Regions from separate parts of the Homo sapiens genome. Here region 1 is linked to region 2. A link is a contact called in ENCODE POLR2A ChIA-PET data. All regions are on one chromosome and are shown on one strand. Each heading gives the region's core, a stretch centred on a gene start or an enhancer-like site at or near the end of the contact. The rest is flanking DNA. Distances are from core to core; before and after follow the strand shown. Region 1 has its middle 45 kb from the start of CXorf58. Region 2 overlaps APOO (apolipoprotein O).

The links. ChIA-PET counts read pairs that join two places held with the same protein, here RNA polymerase II (POLR2A).
Region 1: POLR2A ChIA-PET joins it to region 2 with 14 read pairs in WTC11. The contact joins two enhancer-like sites. POLR2A ChIA-PET finds 5 or more read pairs at or near these places in 3 of 52 experiments (HepG2, K562 and WTC11).

Annotation. Positions count from the first base shown.
Region 1 is chrX:23,948,895-23,956,157 of GRCh38, reverse strand. No RefSeq gene overlaps it. Among named protein-coding and RNA genes, the nearest start is that of CXorf58, 45 kb to the right of the region's middle. RefSeq lists enhancers at 2,489-3,026, 3,027-3,565. Within about 2 kb of position 3,042, at least 9 of the 41 ENCODE cell types and tissues checked have a DNase peak (open chromatin) inside an H3K27ac peak, as active enhancers do.
Region 2 is chrX:23,841,319-23,848,566 of GRCh38, reverse strand. The region is part of intron 7 of APOO (apolipoprotein O); the gene reads left to right. Among named protein-coding and RNA genes, the nearest start is that of SAT1, 62 kb to the right of the region's middle. Within about 2 kb of position 3,671, at least 7 of the 41 ENCODE cell types and tissues checked have a DNase peak (open chromatin) inside an H3K27ac peak, as active enhancers do.

The DNA of each region.
Region 1 (7,263 bases), core at 1,793-4,292, 110 kb before region 2:
TTAGAAATTAAGGAAAATAACAGCAGAATACAAATAATATACAAGTCTTACAAATCCTAGAGGAAAAATAGAGATCAATGGAAACTGAATAATCCTAGCAAAAGTCAGAAAAGGAAAAAAGTGAAACACCAAGAACACATAGGGGCCAGGTGCAATGGCTCATGCCTGTAATCCCAGCACTTTGGGAGGCCGAGGCAGAAGGATAGCTTGAGCTCAGGAGTTCAAGACCAGCCTGGGCAACATAGCAAGACCTTGGCTTTACAAAATATCAAAAAAATTAGCTGGGCATGGTGGTGTTACTTTGGAGGCTGAGGTGGGAGGATCACTGGAGCCTGGGAGATCAGGGCTTCAGTGAGCTGTGATTGCGCCACTGCACTCCAGCCTGGGCAACAGAACAAGACCCTGTCTCAAAAAACAACCCCCGCCCATCACCCGCAAAAAAAAAAGAACACACAGGAAGCAGCAAGCACAAAATAATATAAATAAGACCAAAAGTAAGTTGTCACAGTAAACATAATAGGTTAAATTTCTTCTTTAAAAGACAAAAGACTTTCATATTGAGGAAATAAAAACACAGCTATATGCTGTTTATCAAAGACACAAATGACAAGCACATGTTAAAAATAAAATTTGGGGCTGGGCACGGTGGCTCACGCCTGTAATCCCAGCACTTTGGAAGGCCGAGGCAGGTGGATCACCTGAGGTCAGGAGTTTGAGACCAGGCTGGCCAACATGGTGAAACTCCGTCTCTACTAAAAATACAAAAATTAGCCGGGCATCGTGGCAGGAGCCTGTAATCCTAGCTACTTGGGAGGCTGAGGCAGGAGAATTGCTTGAACCTGGGAGGCAGAGGTTGCAGTGAGCCGAGATCGCACCATTGCACTCCAGCCTGGGCGACGGAGCAAGACTCCGTCTAAAAATAAAAAAAATTGGGCAAAGCTATACCAAACAAATTCTGATGAAAAAGAAAGAGTTGTGCAAATTTTAATAATAGGCAAAGCAGAATTCATGGCAGCAAACATTTGATAAGACAAAGATGGATATTTTATAATTATATAATACATAGTTGATGAACCTTTATGTACCCCCAATAGTGGCAAAATACAGACAGAAAAGCAGGTAGAAACACAAAGAACAGTAGAAAAGGCAGAAAAGGTTGTGCCCTGTGAGAGTATTTCCACCCCAATAGGAAGAACAAAATATTCTCCTTTAAGCTTCAAGAATACTGTTTTATAATGATGTGTAATTCACATTTTAACTCACACTAACGTGCTTACTGTCCTAGGACATTATATTTTAAAGAACACCATTTCTAATTTTGAGTTAAATATATTTTTCTCTAATTAGAGAGCTTTGCCCACGTTAGTGAGTTGGGGAAAGGCTCACTGGGCAAGAATACAGTTTGTCCTGTAAGTATACCTGCTTCAGTCTTATTAGTGTGCCAAGTGAGGCGAGATCAAAAAGGATAGCAAAGTACGTGGGCCAGGCCTCTTTTCCTCCCCATCCCACTCCCATTCCTTTGCAGGAATGATAATGAGGCACTGTGATGTGGTGAAAAAAACCAGTAGACTAGAAGTAACTATTCTAGCCCCAGGCAGGCCTTAATAGTTTTATCGCCCTTGGGCACCTCTTATCAGTCTATATACTTTTATCACCTGTAAAGTGACAGCAGCCAAGAATCTAAAACCAATACCTATCGTGCCTTTTCCCTCTCCTGTTATGATCACATAAACTCAGAATTTTAAAAAAAATTTACTTTGAGGCCCGGTGCGGTGGCTCATGCCTGTAATCCTAGTACTTTGGGAGGCTGAGGCAGGCGGATTGCCTGAGCTCAGGAGTTTGAGACCAGCCTGGGCAACACCGTGAAACCCCATCTCTACTAAAATACAAAAAATTAGCCGGGCGTGGCGGCACATCCCAGCTACTCAGGAGGCTGAGGCAGAAGTGCTTGAACCTGGGAGGTGGAGGTTGCAGTGAGCCGAGATCGTGCCACTGCGCTCCAGCCTGGGCGAGACTCCGTCTCCGAAAAAAAAAAATTTTACTTTGAAATAACTATAGACTTATACGAAGTTGCAAAAATAGTCCAAAGTGCCCCATGTGCCCTTCCCGCAGTTTCCCCCAGTGGTGAGATCTTATATAGCCATAGTATATCAAAACCAGGAAACTGATATTGGTAAATTACTGTTAATTATACTATAGACATTCAGTCTTCACCATTCTTAACCTTCTCATAATACAAGTTGGGAAATATTCCCTCCTCTTCAATTTTCTGGAATAGTTTCTGTAAAATTGGTGCTAAAACTCATAGAATTTTAAAACTGAAAGACACCCTCGAAATCACCCAGTACTGACTGGAACCTTGATTTGACTATAAAGACAACAGAGACCCCATTTTTTCTCTCCAGGTAGCCAAAATCAATGGTAGATTTCTATACGTTGGAGGATTAAAAAAGGAATAAAATGACTATTCTTAACACAGTGTACAAAGAAGGCAGTCTGTTCAGAAATAGCTGAAAAGCCATTTCCTAACAAAGTTGACATTCTCTGTCTTCACTGCACTATAAAAACAAGAAACGACAAATGAATTCAAATGTTGAGGAAAGAATGAACCAGAAACAGGGTCTTCTGGTTTTCCCCAGAAGCCTATCCTGAGGCAAGCATTCCACTCTAAGTACAATAATTATTTAGAAGGTGCAAAACCAAAACAAACCAAAAAGAAACCGCCACAGTAGAATGGGGAAGTTACCGGGGAAGTAAGAAAGGCAAGGCAGCCAATAAAGGATGTATTACTAAGTCAGTTACCGCTGTGGGTTCCTGGAACTTACTGGTGCTGGGGACATTCTGAGAACCAGTACAAAACACACACATACACCTCGGTTATTCCACCCAGGGCAGAAAGAGCTGAGATATTTATACATCAACTTCTCTCAGGCATTGAGTGAGAGCAACCAGAGGGGCATTCATTCCCTGGCACTTCCGGCCTGCTTGCATAAGCACCAGTGGCAGTGGGCTCCAGCAACAGGAGAATGCCCTAAACAAAGAAGTCCATGAGCTGGTAAGTTAGAAGTCAAGCTGTGTGCTCGGAAGTGGTAAAGGTGAGAGGATAAAGGCAGCCCACTTACACACAGTATGTGTCACAGCAGGGTAGGAGAATTACCTTAACACATGAGAGAAATTATCTTCCGAAGGAGGATTTCTATGATTTTAGCAGGAAAATGTGAATGTTGTGATTTATTTCAAGATTACTTAAATTATAGAATATTTCTGGGGGTGTGTTTCTCAAAAATATTCCTTTGAGGTTGTGCCTTCAGAAATAATCTGTGAAGACAAAAGGAGAGTGGCAAGGTACAGTCTTTGCATAGAGTATTTCTATCCACTTTAAATTCATGCAAACTTAAATATCGTCATTTTATTCTATTTATTTTAGCATGTTAAAAGAATTACATTAATTTATTTGTGCTAAATGAGAAGGTACCCTCAATGAGAAAAAAAGGTAATGGGTTGCATGCTGAGAATAACCTATGGATTAATATTTAAAGTTTCTCAAGAGATGATGTAATAATAAAATCCCTGGGACAGATAGTATAATGGCATTAGTCATAGATTTCCGGAAATGCTAATCCAACGTCTTTTAACACTGGAGGTGTTTTATTCATAGAAATCTGTAATAATTATTGATCCAAAATATGCTTAGGTTGTATTTGATTCTTTCTTAATAGCCTATGATGGAACTGTATAATTTTTGGTATTTATTTTTTTCACTCTGGTCCATAACCACCATATCTTGATATTTTTCCCTTTTAGAAGTTTCTCATAGCTCTGCAAATGTTGGAGAATTTTGAAGAATATAATTTGACAGGTTAATTTGAATGCTAAAGATTGTCATAATTTAATATTACCAGGGAGAAATGAATATTCACTTTTCCAAAAATATAGAAGGAAATGACTTACTCTTGGAGAACTTTAAAAAATAATATGCATGAATATTTTAAACTTAATGTGATTTCTATGAATCATAGCCAATATAATACTGTAAATTTATAGATCAGGGTTGAAAATTTTTGGACTTTGGACGATCTTCACTCTTTCACATCTTCCTGGTCCAGAAATCTGAGCAACTCACCTTACTTACAAACAAAGACTTAATAGAGGTGAAGTAAGTTTTCATGTTTCTAAAACTTCATTAATTGTATAAACAGTATATACATTCACCAGTACATTATGAAAATAAGCTACAAAACAATTGTAACTTAAGCCACACTTAAAATACTTTAGCCAAATACTGTTTATGAAAAGGAAGCCTTGATGTTTGCTTTCAAGCAAATCAACATTTCTTCAAGTTGTCAATATTATTCTACAAATAATTAGCATTGGTTAGGGAGACTGTGTTATTGGTCCACCATAGGAAAAAGTGATAGAGAGTATCAGGTTATAGAATCTTATTATTCTGTGTCCTTTTCATTTTATTTTATTTTTATTTTTTTTGAGAGAGTCTCACTCTTGTCACCCAGGCTGGAGTGCTGTGGCACGATCTTGGCTCACTGCAACTTCTGCTTCCTGGGTTCAACCAATTTTCCTGCCTCAGCCTCCCAAGCAGCTGGGATTACAAGCACCCGCCACCATGCCTGGCTAATTTTTTTTTTTTTTTTTTTTTTTGTATTTTTAGTAGAGACAAGGTTTCACCATGTTCGCGAGGCTGGTCTCGATCCGCTGACCTCAGGTGATCCGTCCGCCTCGGCCTCCCAAAGTGTTGGGATTACAGGCTTGAGACACTGCACCCAGCCTTCGGTGTCCTTTTTAAACTTAAGGTTCTGATAATTTAGAAATATGTAGTAAAATTTATTCCTCTTCTTTTTAAAAATCCTTGATTGCTGAATTCCTGCAAATTGTTCCTACAAAATTTGTAATCATTGTCAGTGGTGCTTGGTCAATGCACCATTGTTAAAACCAGCCTTGAAAAATAGACAACCTTTTGTATACAAGTGGTTATGCAGTTAATAATTTCTTCAGAAAGGCACTGCTACACTATTTCTGTGCTATTATGAGGAGTCTCTTTGTCAGTTAATATGTATTTCACCCACACATTTTTTGAGCTATCTCCTGAGTTGATGACCAAGCTAATGGCATAGAGTAAACCGTAACAATTTGTCCCCCGAGAAGATCCTGTCAAGTTGCCTAAAATGATAAATGTCCTTAATAATTACTTCATATTTTTATCCTATTCAGGCATGTAGTAGATATTCAACATATATTTACTGAATTGGTATTTTTGTTGTTGTCACTGTTTTTAATAATAAAGAATTAGTCTCTTAAGGCCAGACACAGTGGCTCACACCTATAATCCCAATACCTTGGGAGGCTGAGGTGGCCCGATCGCTTGAGCTCAGGAGTTCAAGACCAGCCTGGGCAACATGGTGAAACCCTGCCTCTACGAAAAATACAAACATCAGCCGGGCATGGTGGCACAGCCTGTAGTTCCAGCTACTCGGGAGGCTGAGGTGGGAGGATTGCTTGAGCCTGAGAGGTGGAGGTTGCAGTGAGCCGAGATCATGCCACTGCACTCCAGCCTGGGCGACAGAGTGAGAACTTGTCTCAAAAAAAAAAAAAAAAAAGGAAGAAGAAGAAAAGAATGATTCTCTAGATCCAATTTACAGGAAATACAGAGGACAGAGTTACGTGTTAGCTACACCAAGGAATTCAATCAGCAAAGTCTAGATCATGGGAAATGTTACAGAATGAATGATCCAGTTTAATTAACAAATTGTAATGGGGGAGAAAAAAAGAGGTGGATAGGGAACCTACAGATTAAAAAGAAATAAAAACCATATAAAAAAAGAGGCAAAATTAAACTACATTGTGTATGGGTGCATGCTTAGGTGAGGAAACTATAAAAGAATGAGGTGATTACCATAAAAGCCAGGAGAATAGTTACTCTTAAGAGACGAGGTGCAGGGCCAGGTAGAGGGTTTCTGGGGTGGTCAGGTATGACTCTTTCTTCTGACGTGGATGGTAGTTACTAAGGTGTCTTGCCTTACAATAATGCATTCAACTGTAAAATCATTTTATATGATTTTCTATAGATGTGTTATACTTTTAAAAGTTTAATACACAACAAGAAATATATACATATATATGTTTTCAAATTACCAACATGACGTCACAACAGTTGGCAAGAGATGTCTAGTAGCACATCACTCTACAGCATTTCCACCATACAGATACAATAGATATAAATAGAATCGGCCGGGCACAGTGGCTCACACCTGTAATTCCAGCACTTTGGGAGGCCGAGGCAGGCACATCACAAGGTCAGGAGTTCGAGACCAGCCTGGCCGATATAGTGAAACTCCGTCTCTGCTAAAAATACAAAAATTAGCCGGGCGTGGTGGTGGGTGCCTGTAGTCCTAGCTTTTCAGGAGGCTGAGGCAGGAGAATCGCTTGAACCCGAGAGGGGGAGGTTGCAGTGAGGCGAGATCACACCATTGCACTCCAGCCTGGGCAACAAGAGCGAAACTCCATCTCAAAAAAAAAATAGAATCAAGAACTCATATCATAGAATGTAAAATGTAGAATCATTAGAATGATTCTCCTTAAATAATAATTAAAATAATTAGAAGCGATACTTTTTGAGAAGTTTTACCTGTGATTTTAATACAGGTTACCTAAGTAAACTATACAATTACGAGTTTATACAATTCATTTTTTTTTCTTTTTGAGACAGTGTCTGGCTCTGTCACTCAAGCTGGAGTGCAGTGGCACGATCTCAGCTTACTGCAGCCTCTGCCTCCCAGGCTCAAGCGATCCTCCGACTTCAGCCTCCCACGCAGCTGGGACTACAGGCATGTGCCACCATGCCCAGCTAATTTAAAAAAAAATTTTTGTAGAGATGGAGTTTTGCCATGTTGCCCAGGCTGGTCTCAAACTCCTGTGCTCAAGTGATCCACCTGTCTCGGCCTCCCAAAGCACTGGGATTACAGGCATGAGCCACTGTGCCTGACTACAGTTTAATTTTTAATAATGGCTATACTTACCAACCAGCTCACAAAATTCCTGAAAATTTAACAATGAATGTTAAAAATTTAACAACAGCAAGCTAAGTATGAGCCACTTTAGCACGCTCTTGTATTCATCCTAACAATTCCCCGACTTTCTTGTGTTTTTTAAATTTAGTTTTTAAAATCAAATGCATACTTGCAGTTTTAAAAATCAAATAGTTCTCCATTTTCTGATCCTCAGAGGCAACAGTTTCAAATATTTTATCTG
Region 2 (7,248 bases), core at 2,422-4,921:
AAGATAATTACTTGATTTTTTTCTCTTATTTATCCAGTTTCAAAATAATGAATTCATTCCCTTTCCTCAGAAGATCACCTGTTAGTTTTTCTTTAAAAATAATGGCCAGGCACGGTGGCTCACGCCTGTAATCCCAGCACTTTGGCAGGCCGAGGCGGGTGGATCACCTGAGGTCAGGAGTTCGAGACCAGCCTGGCCAACAGGGTGAAACCCCGTCTCTACTAAAAATAAAAAATTAGCCAGGTGTGGTGGCACGCGCCTGTAGTCCCAGCTACTCAGGAGGCTGAGACTGGAGAATCACCTGAACCTGGGCGGTAGAGGTTGCAGTGAGCCATGATCGCGTCACTGCACTCCAGCCTGGGCGACAGAGTGAGATTTTGTCTCAAAAAAATAGGGCCAGACGCGGTGGCTCATGCCTGTAATCTCAGCACTTTGGGGGGCTGAAGTGGGCGGATCACGAGGTCAGGAGATCGAGACCATCCTAGCTAACATGGTGAAACCCCGTCTCTACTAAAAATACAAAAAAATTGGGCGTGGTGGCACATGCCTGTAGTTCCAGCTACTCGGGAAGCTGAGGCAGGAGAATCGCTTGAACCCAGGAGGCGGAGGTTGCAGTGAGCCAAGATCCCGCCGTTGTACTCCAGCCTGGGCAACAAGAGTGAAACTCCATCTCAAAAAAATAATATAAATAAATAAATATATATATATATTTATATAGAGATGGATATATATGTGTGTGTGTGTGTATATATATATATATATAATTATAGGCTGGGCACAATGGCTCACACCTGTAATCCCAGCACTTTGGGAGGCTGAGACAGGAGGATCACTTGAGTCTAGGAGTTTGAGGCTGCAGTGAGCGCTGTGTTCGTACCACTCCACTCCAGCCTGGGTGACAGAGCGAGACCCTGTTTCTTTTCTTTTCTTTTCTTTTTTTTGAGATGGAGTCTCGCACTGTCGCCCAGGCTGGAGTGCAGTGGCATGATCTCGGCTCACTGCTAGCTCTGCCTCCCGGGTTCACACCATTCTCCTGCCTCAGCCTCCCGAGTAGCTGGGACTACAGGCACGCGTCACCACGCCCAGCTAATTTTTTGTATTTTTAATAGAGTCGGGGTTTCACCGTGTTAGCCAGGATGATCTCGATCTCCTGACCTCGTGATCCGCCCGCCTCGGCCTCCCAAAGTGCTGGGATTACAGGTGTGAGCCGCTGCGCCTGGCCAAGACCCTGTTTCTTAAAATAATAAATAAATTAAAAATCATTACGGGTTTATAGATTTAAACATATTTGATAGTTTTGAATGCTTTGTAATTCTTGGTCTTATTAAAGTTCAAACTGTCCCATTTTGCTAGTGGAAGTTGGCTCTGAGTCCTCTTGACATGACCCAAGTAGTCTGTGATAGTTACCTCACTATCTAGCATGTGAAGATGTTCCCAGAATTTCCCATCGTGGTTTTCATTTACATTGCCCTGATTGAGCATCTTTTCACAGGTTTATTGGCTTCTTCTTGAAATGCCTGTTCATGTCTTTTGGCCACTTTTTATATGGGTCATTTGTCCCTTATTGATTTATAAGGGTTCTTTATTTTTTTCCTAGATATTAATAGTTTTGGCCAGATGTTTGCAGATGTCTTTTCTCAATATGGCTTGTCTTTTCAGTTTTGGTGTCTTGATGATCAGAAGAAGTTCTTCATGTAGTTGATTTATTGACCTTTTCCATTATGGTTTTCACTCTTTGACTCTAGGAGCTTAATAAAAGCATGAAATATTTATTGATTGTCCATTGCTAATCCGAAACCCTTTCAGAATAGTCCTAACCCAAGGTCTCAGTATCAGAGATGAAGGCCAGTTGTGGGTGTCAGGAGGTCAGTTGTGGGTGTCAGTCCTCAGGGTCACAGATGGCTCTTTTAGAGTTGTCTTTTTTTTTTTTTTTTTTTTGAGATGGAGTCTTGCTCTGTAGCCCAGGCTGGAGTGCAGTGGTGCAGTGGTGCGATCGCGTTCACTGCAACCTCCACCTCCTGGGTTCAAGCAATTCTCCTACCTCAGGCTCCTGAGTAGCTGGGATTACAGGCGTGCGCCACCACGCCTGGCTAATTTTTGTATTTTTAGTAGAGACAGGGTTTCACCATCTTGGCCAGGCTGGTCCTGAACTCCTGACCTCAAGTGATCCACCCGCCTCAGCCTCCCAAAGTGCTGGGACTACAGGCGTGAGCCACTGCACCCGACTAGAGTTGTCTTTTTTTTTTTTTTTTTTTTGAGATGGAGTCTCGCTCTGTCGCCCAGGCTGGAGTGTAATGGTGCCATCTTGGTTCATTACAACCTCCGCCTTCTGGGTTCAAGCGATTCTTCCGCCTCAGCCTCCCAAGTAGCTGGGATTACAGTCATTCACTACTATGCCTGGCTAATTTTTTTTTTTGTATTTTTAGTAGAGACGGGGTTTCGCCATGTTGGCCAGGCTGGTCTCGAACTCCTGGCCTCAGGTGATCCCCCTGCCTCGGCCTCCCAAAGTGCTGGGATTACAGGCGTGAGCCACCGCACCCAGCTTAGAGTTGTCTTATAATTAGCTAAACACAGCAGTATGTCTCAGTAAATATCATATTTTAGTTTTTCACTAGCTTTTTTTTAATGCAACAAATTACTATCACAGAATTGTACAATGACTGCTGAAGGCCAACACTAATTATTTAAAAGGCAGGAAATTAATAAAGAAGCATAAACCTGTTACCAATGTGAAAACTGAGCAGAACTTCTAAAGCTGAGCTGTTAATAGTTTTATTCAGGCCCTTGCTGGCTCAGCAGGAAAATGAAAGGGAAGCAGCAGCCACCACCCTGAGTAAACATGCCCTGCTTTTTCTTCCTCCATTAGAAGTTCCTCGGCTCTCTAAACATGGCAAAGTTTGGCTGAAAGTAAGTCATGTAGTTTTAAAATGTTCATCTTTGAAGTAAGCTAATCACAGAAGGACAATTACTGCATGATTCTACTTGTATGAGGTATTTAAAATAGTCAAACTCATAGAGGCAGAGAATAGAATGGCGATTGCCAGGGATTGGGGGAGGGAGAGATAGGGAGTTGGTAATCAACAAAGTTTTAGTCAAGCAAAGAGAATAAGTTCTACAGACCCCTTGCACAACACTGTGCCTATAGATAACAGTACCGTATTGTACACTTAAAAATCTGCCAAGAGGGCAGATGTCATGTTAAGTATTCTTACCACTGTATTTTTTTTAAATGACAGCTTGATGGGTTTTCCATAAAGTTATGAGTTTGTGCTTTGTAATTTTTTGCTGTCTAAAATTCTAAGAACTACAGGTATTAGGAAATGATTTTGAAATGATTTTTTCTTTCTTTTTAAAAACACCATTATTTACCAAAATGAAAAGTTAGAAATCCTGAATAATGTCATCTCCTCTTTAGAAAGGAATGCACTCTTGGTATCAGTGGGCAGGATACAGCGTTGTCCAGTGGACTAAGAGGAGCGGGAGCACCAGACTCCTACCCCACCTCTGCCTCTTACTAGCCCTGAAACCTTGGGAAGTTACTCCAGCTCTGTGGGAACTGGCATAGTACCTCCTGGAGCTGTTTTGAGGATTAAATAAGGTTATCTCATGTGAGGAACATATGAAATGGCTGGACTCTAGCCACATGATAGTCATCAACCACCACTCATGTGATACTGCACATTTTCGCTTCTGCCTGAGAAGATAATGTCCACTGATAGAAAATGGAACCATACCCTGTAGTCAGGAATCCTTATGTCATTGTTTTAGTTTTCCATTGCTGCCAAAATAAATGACTGCAAATTTACAGGTTGAAAGTAGTGCAAATGATTATCTTAGTTCTGTGGGTCAGAAGTCCAATTCTAAATCAAGGTGTCAGCAGGGTTGCGTTCCTTTCTAGAGGCCCTAGGGGGGAATTTCTTTCCTGCTCATTTAGATTGTTGACAGAACTCAGTTCCTCGAGGCTGTAGGACCAAGGTCTGTTTTGCTGGCTGAGGGCTGTTTCCAGCTTCCTTCCTCTATTGTCGAAGCCTGCAGCAAGTCGTTTGCAGATCCCCCTTCTGACCTCTTCTTCTGCCTCCCTCTTAGACTGCAGGCACTCTTATGCTTGAATCAAGCCCACCCAGATAATCCAAGATCATCTCCCTATTTTAAGGGCAACTGATTAGTAAACTTAATTCCAATGCAACCTTAATTTCCCTTTGCTGTGTGAGGTAACAGTCACAGGTTCCAGAAATAGAAGACATCTTTGAGGGGCCATTATTCTGCCTACCTCATCAAGTGAACTAGAATTGTGTTGGGGTCTTTAACAGGTCATTTATCCTTACCTTTTATTTTCTTCATCCAAAAAATAAAGTGGCCTGCCATATAGGATAGATAATGTTTATTGAGCACTTACTTGCTGTGAGCTTGGCCCTTGGCGCTAAACTCTTTGCTCAGGAAGAGTCTTTGAGGTGGGTTCTATTATTATCCCCATTTATAAGTGAGGAAACTGCATTTTGGAGAAGTTAAGTAATTGTTGAAAATAATTCAACTGGTGAGGGAGTCAGACATTTCAGTAGGCTGCTGTACCTCAAAGGTTTGGCTGGCTGGCAATCAGCCTTCACATGGCAGGCATACTAATTAGAAATCAGTGTCTTGATTTTCTTAAAAAGTTTTGGTTTTGCTAGCAGAAATTGTCATTTGTGCCCAGGCACGGTGGCTCATGCTTGTAATCCCAGCACTTTGTAGGCCGAGGCAGGCAAATCACCTGTGGTCGGGAGCTTGAGACCAGCCTGGCCAACATGGTGAAACCCTGTCTTCACTAAAAATACAATAATTAGCTGGGTGTAGTAGTGGGCGCCTGTAATCCCAGCTACTCAGGAGGCTGAGGCAGGAGAATCGTTTGAACCCAGGAGGCAGAGGTTACGTGAGCTGAGATTGCGCCACTGCACTCCAGCCTGGGTGACAGAGGGAAACTCCGTCTCAAAAAAAAAAAAAAAAAAAAAAAGAAATTGTCATTTGTGTTCATGGACGTGGTAAGAAAATAAAAACTGAAATCAGATATGTATGAAAATGAGTTACAAAATATTCTAGATAAAACTTTCTCTGTCTGAAAATGCAAAAAAAAATGATTTCTGGCTTGTGCTAAATCACGAACTGTTTTTTGAAGTCAGAATGTTGTTTTGTCTGAGATCCTGGAGTTCTCTGCCAAGAGAGATCTGATTTGTGACAGGGTGGTGGATGGGCTCAATATTTTTTTAATGAGATATTGGACTGTGCTGTTTTGTTATACTATAAGTGATATGTAACCAAACAAGAAAATTTTCCTAGCAACAAAGTTGTTTTCCTGAATCAGAAGAATGCTTTTGTGTGCTCATTTTCTTATTGTCCAAAAGATAAAAAAGCTTGTGAATTTAGCATCTTATTTTTTTGAGATTGAGGTACTGGCGAGTATAGATAGTAGAATATATAAGAATATCATTGGAAGTATTTGGCAAGCAGTATGTTAATTCAGACCTAAACTGTATTTAAGTAGAGAACTAACTTGTTTTTTTGTTTGTTTGTTTTTGTTTGTTTTTGAGATGGAGTTTCACTCTTGTTGCCCAGGCTGGAGTGCAATGGCGTGATCTTGGCTCACTGCAACCTCCGCCTCCTGGGTTCAAGCGATTCTCCTGCTTCAGCCTCCCGAGCAGCTGGGATTACAGGCATGCGCCACCATGCCCTGCTAATTTTGTATTTTTAGTAGAGACGGGGTTTCTCCCTGTTGTTCAGGCTGGTCTCGAACTCCTGACCTCAGGTGATCCACCCACCTTGGCCTCCCAAAGTGCTGGGATTACAGGCGTGAGCCACCACGCCCTGCCGAGAACCACCTTGTTTTTATGCCAGACCCGATTGTTGGACATGATTATCTCACTGGCCCTTATAAGCCTTTTTTTCTCTCTTCTTGTTCTTCATTAGTCTGGTGAGGGACCCAGACATTTCAGTAGGCTGCTATACCTCAAAGGTTTGGCTGGCAATCAGCCTTCACATGGCAGTCATACTAATTAGAAATCAATGTTTTGATTTTTTTTTAAGTTTTAATTTTGCTAACAGAAATTGTTATTCGTGTTCATGGATGTGTTAAGAAAATAGAAACCCAAGCTTTTTTACATTCATCAGATCTCTAAGTTCTACCCCATTCCATTTGTTTGTTTGTTTTGAGACAGGGTCTCACTCTGTTGCCCAAACTGTAGTGCAGTTGTGCAGTCACAGCTTACTGCAGCCTCAACCTCCCTGGCTTAAGTGATCCTCCCACCTCAGCCTCCTGAGTAGGTGGGACCACAGGCATGTGTCATCCCACCTGGCTAATTTTTGTATTTTTTTTAGAGACAGGATTTCAGCATGTTGCCCAGGCTGATCTTGAACTCCTGGGCTCAAGTGATCCACCCGCCTCGGCCTCCTGAAGTGCTGGGATTACAGGTGTGAGCCACTGCCCCTGGCTTTCCATTTGTTTATGCAACAAATATTTGAATAGTGTGTGCTAGGAGGCCCTAGGGATATTGTGCCCTCATGAAGCTTACAGGTTAATGAAAGACTCAAACATGAAAGAAATAATTACACAATCAGGAAGTACATGAGTGCTATGAAAGGGAATAGAAGGTTCTGCTAAATTGAAGGACAGGGTACAAAGAAAGCCTTGATGTAAAGGATGAATAACATTTAGCTAGGCAAAAATTGGGATTGTCTGGTCTCGGTCAGTGGGGTATATTTTGCAAAGGTCTTGTCCCAGTAGGGAGTTTGTCAATTTCGAGCAACAGCAAAAAGGCCTCTGGGTTGTAGGTGGGTGTGTGTTCACATATGGGTATGTGTGTTCGCTTGTGTGCATGCATGTGAGGAGGCAGGGTGGGGAGTGGCTCTGGAGGAGGAGAAGGGCACAGATTCTCAGTCCTGTAGCACTCTTGTTCAGAGCATCAAGTAGACCTGAGAATTGTATGTTGATCATTGGTCCGCCAAGCAGTTCGTATGGCCTTGTTTCCCAGAACTCCATCATCAAGTGGATGTGGTGACCATATACTTTATCATCAAAACCAGGATACTCTTTTTTTTTTTTTTTTTTTTTTTAAACTTCTTTTTCTATGTTGCCCAAGCTGGTCTTGAATTCCCAGGCTCAATGGATCCTCCCGCCTCGGCCTCCCAAAGTGCTGGGATTACAGGCGTGAACCAACATGCCCGGCAAACCAGGATACTCTTGAGAGTGAAAGGGGACACTATTAATTATGTTGGGACAAC